2 separate regions of the Homo sapiens genome follow, and region 1 is linked to region 2. The links are chromatin contacts, found by POLR2A ChIA-PET in ENCODE. All regions are on one chromosome and are shown on one strand. Each heading gives the region's core, a stretch centred on a gene start or an enhancer-like site at or near the end of the contact. The rest is flanking DNA. Distances are from core to core; before and after follow the strand shown.

Region 1 (4,056 bases), core at 162-2,661, 150 kb after region 2:
AGCCTAATCAACTTGGTGGTGGTCATACCATTTACTGAAAGAAGGATGACTAGGAGAGGGACGGGTTTTAAATGGTACAGTGGGCATTGTGCTTGTGTCATGTAGAGTTTCAGATACCTATTATAGCTCCAGGTAGGTATTGCAGGAAGGAAATTGGATGGAGGCCTGGAACTCAGAGGTGAGGAGTTTGGGAGTTATCAACATATACAGGATTTAAAGCCATGATGTTGAATAGGATCATGTATGTGGAGAGATAGAGAAGAGGGAAGATTAAGAAGTGAGTCCCAGTGGTCTCCAACATTGACAGAGGAGAAGCATCCAGTGGCTTCTGAGCAGGAGCAGCTGGAAAGGCAAGAGTAAAACCAGGAAAGTGTGTTAACATGGGGGCTTAAAGAAAAAAGAATTTTTACAGAAATGAGAGTGGCCCAAGAAAGATAAGAACAAAAAAGTAGAGAGGACAAGGCACTGGTGGTCTCAGTGAAATTACAGAGGAAGTTTAGTGGGAGTAATGGTGTGAGATAACCGGAGAGCAGTATGTTATGGTCAGAGCATTGCACAGTTGAATTTTAAAGGAACATATCTAGATAACGTCAAGGTCTGGAATTTGACTATGGAGTCTTCTTATTTTGAGAAGGTAAAACACTAAGAGTCTAGGTTACCAGATGGGATGTTCACATAGACTGAAATTATCTTTGTGGAGGGTAAGGCTTAAGGTCAAGAGTAAGAATATGTAGCCAGATACCAAAATCTTCAGTGTATGCGGGTCTGTTACTTGGTAGAATACATGGTAAGAGAATGCTGGCAGGTGCTGGAAACATGATGGCATGAGCTTCTGAGGGGCAAGAACTGCTGCCCAAGGGCTGAGCATTAATGATCTGGATGCACTTTGGGCAACGAGGAGAAGCCAGCCCTACATCCTGCCTCATAGACAAAAGTTTTTTGGGGTAACTCAACAGCTGCAAAAGAAGCAGTGAACTCAGGCTGGTTTCTGTAAATAGCATGTGGACGTGTTGGGGAATGTGTGTTTCATGGACTCAGATTCCAGGAGGGTTCAGTGGAAAGACTTGGGGAGCAAAGAGAATGTTAGAAGGCAAAGTGAAGAGCAGTGTGTAGATGAATGTCAGAGGTTGGAGTACCAACCTTCTGCCTATTGCCATAGAAGAATCTTCTATAATAGTTAACTTTCAGCATGACCCTGTCATGAGATGCCTGCCAGCATGAATATTTGTTAACTGTGCCCCAGATAACCATATGCATTAATCTACTGAATAGAATTATTTACTATTACCCATGTGAATGTGGAAGGATGCCTGCCAAACACAATGATAGTGGTTTTGGCATAAAAAGTCCTTTCTGACAGTAATTGTTGGCCAGTGTGGTTAGCTGCTTGTTGAGGCCACTCTTGGCACAGGAGAGCAGTGCCATGTCATCACAGAGGGGGAGGAATGCTTATCGCCCTCTGTCTGTGGGCCTGCTTCCAAGCCATTCAAAATATGCATCAAATTGCTCGGGTTTGTTCATGATCTCCGGGCTAGGACACAGCCCTGTTTTAAGCTGTTTAAGATGAGAAAGAAATGTTTTACTCAGAGTTACCCATCAGTTTTGAGGAGGTTATAAATCGTTCTTTTCCCCAAGACAGCATGAGACCAGCTTCTTTCCTGCCCTCCTCCCCAACAACCTCACTCTGGGGTTTGTGAAACTGCAGTTTGCCATAGAGTTTAGAGTACAGAAATTTCCTCCCTAATAACATAGATAAAACAGTGGTGCTGTCAGACCTTTGATTTTGGAAAGTTCTTAGATGTCTTAAAGTTAGGTAAAGAATTGTCACTGAGGCAGGTAGAAGTGGAGGACAATCTTTGAAGATTTCCAAGTTTTGACCAGATTTGCTTGTTGTTTTTATCTGATTGAGAAACAAACGGAAAAGGAAGTTTTACACTGAAAACATTTTTGTTGGGCTGTGCATAAATGCAAAGCTTGTCTCATTCATTTTAATTTTTAAGGAAAAGCTTCCTCTTTGGACTAAACGGATCACAGTTTTGACAGGAAAAGTAGATAATTATTTAGATAACCTTCCAGCCCTTTGAGTCTTTGGGAGATACAAAACTCTCATTGGAAGATCATCAGCATGCCTGCAACTGTTACTTCTCTTTAGTTCTCAATGATGGATGCATTTACTTAATGCGCTCAGTTCAGTGAAGAACTTGTTAACTGGTGAACTAGTGAACATGCGGATCATATATTGACCATATTACTTTTCAATGGATGCAGCTTAATATTTAGATTAGTTGTGAAAAATGACATTTTCTACTAGTGTATGTTTAGGCCTCTCAGGACTCAGTACTGCATTTTATACTGATCTGTATAAATGGAACTCTCGTGGGCCTCTGAGGACTCTGGTAAACAATTCATTCTTCTGTTCATGGCCCTTAGTGTCAGTAAAAATTACTGGCAAAATAATAACCATGCATTATACAGTGTCTTTTCTATTTTCTATTTATGCCTTTATTTGAAACTATAATTAAATAATGTCAAACTTGCAACTATAACAAAATAGTATCTGCTCTTTGAATATGATACAGGCCAAATTCTATAAACTTTAATTAGCCCAAGCTTGTATTGACCTCAGTAGGAATCTGGCTGGCTGAGGATCTCTTTTAGTTACCTCTGCCTTAAAGTATGTAAGAATTTTCCCATTGCCTTTCTCACTCAAGGAACAATACATGCATAGCTGAACTAATAAAATGCTTAAATAGATACAAATCAAACTTGAAAGGTTTAAACTGTTGTTTTCATCCTGTAAGTCAGCTGAGAAAAAGCATACAGACCGTAGTTCTAAATTATGTCCATAGAGTATTTCAAATCCAGTGAATTAACTCTGCCTTTTTTTCCCATTTGAGCTCATAAATGTTAACCTCAGAAGTGCCTCAGATTCTTCCATTGAAATAAACTTGAACTGACAATAGCCAGATGATGTAAAATTGAAACTGAAATTCTATCCTTGGCCCATCCCATGTTCTTCCCCATAGGTATTAGAGGACTCACAGGAGAGTTAGCGTTTTCACTCTATTTGAGCTGTAATATTTGGGCAAAACAGGGCATATAAATTTCTTGCTGCCAGGAGAAAGCAATTACCAGTGTGGAGAAGATAGCGGGCAATAAATAAACAGAACTATGCTAGATAGTGAGCATGTTTAAAGATTTATTTAGAATGACTTAGCTGATAGAAAACAGGCCTTTATCATATGCTTTCATTCAAAGCTTGATATGGGGACTGTGGTCTTTTTGTAATAGAAAGGCTAATTATGTTACCAAGTATTTATTTGGTACATTATTTTAAAATAAATAAATCGAGTTATGTTCTATTGTGCAACTAAAAAATGAAAACTATTCACATATAGCATAGCCAGGCATGGTGACACACACCTGTAGTCCCAGCTACTTGGGAAGCTGAGGCAGGAGAATTGCTGGAACCCAGAAGGCGGAGGTTGCAGTGAGCCGAGATCATGCCACTGCACTCCAGCCTGGGCGACAGAGCAAGAAACTCCGTCTCAAAAAACAAAACAAACAAAAAAGCAAGCCAGGCGCGGTAGCTCATGCCTGTAATCCCAGCACTTTGGGAGACTGAGGCGGGTGGATCACCTGAGATCAGGAGTTCGAGACCATCCTGGCCAACATGGTGAAACCCTGTCTCCCTAATAATACAAAAATTAGCCGGGTGTGTGGCTAATTTTAATTTAATTTAATTCTTCAGCCTCCAGAGTAGCTGTAATCCCAGCTACTCTGGAGACTGAGGCAGGAGTATCACTTGAACCCAGGAGGCGGAGGTTGCAGTGAGCCAAGATTGCCCCACTGCACTCCAGCCTGACCAACAGAGTGAAACTGTGTCTCAAAAAAAAAAAAAAGAAAGAAAGAAAGAAAACAAAACTATTCACATGTAGCAAATCAAATAGCCCTTTGAAAATGTACTATATCTGTGTCAACATTATTTATGGATAATGACTCCCTATGTGTCTGTGTGGGATCTCTACATGTAGTGGGAGCTAGGTGTTATCCCCG
Region 2 (4,608 bases), core at 673-3,172:
AACGCTTTGAAGCTAGCAGAGGTTGGTTTATTTGGTTTAGTGAAAGAAGCCATCTGCATAACATAAAAGTGCAAGGTAAAGTACAAGTGTTAATGTAGAAGCTGCAGCAAATTATCAAGAAGGTCTAGCTGAGATACCTGATGAAGGTGGCTACACTCAACAACAGATTTTCAGTGTAGGTGAAAACAGTGTTATATTGGAGGAAGATGCCATCTAGGCCTTTCATAGCTGGAGAGAAGTCAATGCCTGGCTTCAAAGCTTCACAGGACAGGCTGACTGTCTTCTTAGGAGCTCATGCTCACATTGCCATGCAACCAGTCTTCAGAATTCTTTTCATTTTACGAAACTGAAGTTCTGTACCCATTAAACAACTCCCCATTTTCTTCTTCCTCCTGCCTCTGGCAATCACCATTCTACTTTCTGTCTCTATGAATTTGAAGTCTATAGTTGCACAGGCACAAATGTCTGTCTCTAGAAACATTTTCCAAGTAATACACTTCACTACATTTTCTCTTAGAATCACCTATATCTGTGTTAAAACTGTAAGAATCTGTGTTAAAATTTTAAGAATGTAGCAGTTGTCTTGATTAGAAATATATTTTCAATAGCCTTTCAAAAAACCAGAGACAAAAAAGCAGAGAGGAAATTATCTGCTTCTTATCTGAAGGCTAATGACAAAAAAAGTCATCCATGTGAACTTTAATAGAAATCTGCCGAAACCCTTAATGAGGTAGGTATCATGATCAGCGTAACTCATTACAGAATTGTTGTATTTTAGAGCTAGAAAAAAACCTCAGAAATAATTTTAAGTTCTTCATTTCATAAATGAAGTGATACTGTTGTGAAATGTCTAACCAAATTAATTAACTGTGCAGTTAGGATTGTAGTCTGTTTCTTGTTTCTCAAGAATTCCCTTTCAGCAATTGTTGGTGAACAGGGTCAGATTTTCTCAGACAAACTAGCTATTACTTGTGTTCTACACTATGAGTATGTTTTATAGAAAGTTTTCCTGGCTTATAATATAATTGAAGAGACTTGGAAATCTTAGCCCATGATTTCCATTTTTATATAATCTTCAAGGGCTAGAGATGTATGTGGATTGGAGGTATGTGGTTTTCCTTATCTGGGAAAGTAGTTGACAATTTCTCAGAAATTGAGCATTTATCACCAGTTCTAATGTGATAGGGAATGAGGTATTGTTCATAGTATCATCAGAAATGAAGGGAATTGGGATGAAACTTTTCTTGAATTTCTGACCCTGATGCAATCAGGCAGTTGTTGATGGATTCCATTATCTTCGTGAGTCTTGTCAATGGCAGAGACCTAATTGAAGATTAGAGCTCTTGCAGAGAAAGGTCAAATCAACCACAGTAAATATTGTTGAACAGGGTTTGGCAAACTGTAGCCCATGGGCTGCCTGTTTCTGTGAGATTTATAAGCTAACTTTTTTTTTAACATTTTTAAATCGCTGAAAAATTTTCAAAAGAATACGTCATGATATGTGAACATTACAAGAAATTTAATTTCAAAGTTTATAAATAAAGTTTTATTGGAACATGGCTACATTAATTTATGTATTGTTTATGACTATTTTTGCACTGAAACAATAGAGTAGTTGTGACAGAGAACAGATGGTCCCACAAAATCTAAACTGTTTACTATTTGGCCCTTTATAAAAAGGATTTGCCAGCTCCTGCTAGAAAACATTGAGAATGATTTGTTTTGTAGTACCATGGAAATTTGTGATCTTCTTTGCTTACCTAGAACTGCAGCTGTATGCTACAGCTAAGAAATTCCTTAAAGAACTTCTCCACTTTTTTTTTGTTTTTTTTTTTTTGTTTTTGGCCTCTGGGACAACCCACACTAGTCCATTCATGACTATTTTTTATGACTTTCTTTGCTTATTTTCCAGTGGTTCCTTTTGCCAATCATGTGAACAGACCAAAACCACACAGGAAGGTCTGTGGTTTGCCTAAAGAAGCTTTTCTACAGAGGGATATGTCTGGCTTGGGTACCTCCCTGTTTGTTGTACAAACCTATAGTTTGATTCTGATCATTACACTAGAGCTTTGATTCAAATGTATATAAAATGACCATCACTGTCAGGATGTAAAATGAATAAGCATATTTATTGTTGGATTCATATTTGTAGGACGAAAATCTTAATCTTTCTTATTTTTATCAGGCATTTTAGTAACTTTAGTAATGTTTCTCATGACTGCTAATTATACATCAAGATTAATTGCTATATTTTTTTTTAATTGGCTAACCTTAAACACATAAACCCAATGTCCTTTTTTATAGTCATCTTCTGATAGAGTTAAAACATCAGTGATAGGGAGACCACACAGCACCTCTTATAAAAGTTATTTACCTCCTTTTTCCAGCTGTGGTTACTTGATTTTAGTTCTCTTGAGGCCACTGTAAGAAGGGAGTGGCCCTACAACCATGTAAGAGATCTGTGCTTTGCAGCCACTGAGAACCGGGGATCCTGCCACTATTGCCACCATCCTTTTAAAGCATAACAACAAACAGGTGTTGTGTATCCAGAAAGAGCCCTTATCTGAAGGTTTGGAGTTTGGTTAAGCAGATCTTTTATTATGTTTTACTCATGCGTTTGGTCATAATTATGCTTTTGTGCTCAATAAGGATGATTGTTATCTGTGAAAGTAACTGACAATTTCTCAGAACCATTGCCTTGGTTCTAGGTTCTAGGTAGCTAGTAACTAGTCTGGTTAGTGCCATGGAGAATGTGGAGCACTGGTCTGGGTCATGATATTGAGTTGAGTAGCTGAATTCTCTCCTCACTTCATAGGGTAGTTCTTTTATCTGGTTAGTGCTAGATGCTCATCTGTCTTAGCTTACTTAAATTTTGAGGTCTTGGGAGTAGAGCCCAGTAATGGGAGGAGCTGGGCATACGCTCTAGGAATCTTCTGCATCCAGATAATCCTTTTTTTAGTGGAGTCTTCTCACATTTTGGGATAGGCCATGAGGTAGACTTGGGGCTCAGTAAGCAAAGCCAATGAGGATGACAAAACATGAAAAGGAAATGCTGATGCAGATGCAGGCTGGAGTGGGTGGTAAGAGGCCTGGGAGAGCAGCAAGATGAGATATCTTAGATAATGTTTGTTCTGACTTAGTAATAAGGTGAAATTGGGATGTGACATAACCTTAAGGCATTTTGACTTAGCTCTCACATGTTGGTGAGAATTGAGACTAGAGGGAAAACCCCCTATTTTCATTTCTGAAATGCAGAAAAATAGAGTGAACATTTATAATCCAACCCTGGTATTTTAAAACATGTGTAATAACAAAGTCGGTTATTGTATAATTTGGAAATGCGATGTAAGATATTATGATAAAGCTGTGATTTTCTGATTTAAGAGGGAAGAGTGAAGTGGAAGCCATGCTCGTTCTCCTCTGAGGAGGGTAGAGGACCGTGGACTCGCGTGGCAGGCACTAGTCCAGGGAGGGAAGCCATGAAAGAGAAAGAGAGGAGAGCTATGTCTCAGCCCCTGAGCTGTCCTCTATGAAAAGCTTCACACTCTGTGTCCAGCTGTCTCAATCAAGTCCTGGAAGAATGGTCTCCTTCAGAAGCTTTATTGCTGGCACCCAGGCCACATTGTCCTAAGAGGTGTGACCCACCAGGTCATGAGCCATGAACCCTCTAGTAGGCAGATCCTCCAACAGTTTAAGTATTTTGTGTGTGTGTGTGTGTGTTAATGTGTGTGTGTGTATCTGTCTACTTACCACCAGGCTGAGTTACTGGGGGTCTGCCTAGAAAGGAACAGTGTCCCTGTAAACAGGAGGAGGCTCCCCAGAACATCAGCATCCAACATAAACACGCTGAATTAGGACAATACATCCTGGCTCCTTTGAGGAGGGGCTGTTCCCAAAGCCCTGGCAGGATAGAAGAGGGGACAGTGGGGGCTAGAAAAGGAGTAGGTATCAGCAGGAGTTACTTGAGTTTTCTCCTCTGACTGTAATTGGTTTAAAGTAGAGTCCAAGATTATTAAAGTTGGACTAGATCTTAGGGATTTTCCAGTTCCACCTCCTCATTTTACCAGTGAAGGAACAGATACATACAGGGGTTCTAGAATTTATCTTAGATCAGAGAGGTAATGAGTGGCCGTGTTGGCTAGACTCCAGGTCTCTTGATTCAGTAATGATTCTTTCTCCAACCTGGATCACGAAGGGTTAAATTGTAGCAGGACTCTGGGATGGGATTCAGGGGTGCCAAATGCTATAAGTACAACCCACTGCTGTCTCAGGAAATTGTGGTTAGGATAGTGGTCCCTAGAACAGGTGACCCGAGAAGAACTTCTGACTTAGGTGAACGTTATACGTTTTGGAGAGGACTATGATGTGATTGTTTGGGAAGGGGGCATCTAGGCATATCAGCAAGTCTCACTTGCTGAGAGTGAGATGGAGATAGAGAAAATTCTTTGAGAGGTGGGTGGAGGGATCTAGTTGAAGGCTCTCCTGTTGAGCTTTGAATTTATAGTCAGTGTTTATAGAGTCTAGGCAAGTAGTATCTACTGTGACATTTGGAGAACTGAAAAGTAGAGTGGGATTTAGTGGTTACTGAGTGTGCCTTGGGTAGGACAG

The links. ChIA-PET counts read pairs that join two places held with the same protein, here RNA polymerase II (POLR2A).
Region 1: POLR2A ChIA-PET joins it to region 2 with 20 read pairs in BJ. The contact joins two enhancer-like sites. POLR2A ChIA-PET finds 5 or more read pairs at or near these places in 4 of 52 experiments (BJ, K562, OCI-LY7 and 1 more).

Annotation. Positions count from the first base shown.
Region 1 is chr7:117,156,345-117,160,400 of GRCh38, forward strand. All of the region lies in intron 9 of ST7 (suppression of tumorigenicity 7), which reads left to right. Among named protein-coding and RNA genes, the nearest start is that of ST7-AS2, 13 kb to the left of the region's middle. RefSeq lists a silencer at 2,684-3,064. Within about 2 kb of position 1,412, at least 7 of the 41 ENCODE cell types and tissues checked have a DNase peak (open chromatin) inside an H3K27ac peak, as active enhancers do.
Region 2 is chr7:117,007,434-117,012,041 of GRCh38, forward strand. All of the region lies in intron 1 of ST7 (suppression of tumorigenicity 7), which reads left to right. Among named protein-coding and RNA genes, the nearest start is that of MIR6132, 10 kb to the right of the region's middle. RefSeq lists an enhancer at 3,573-3,652. Within about 2 kb of position 1,923, at least 2 of the 41 ENCODE cell types and tissues checked have a DNase peak (open chromatin) inside an H3K27ac peak, as active enhancers do.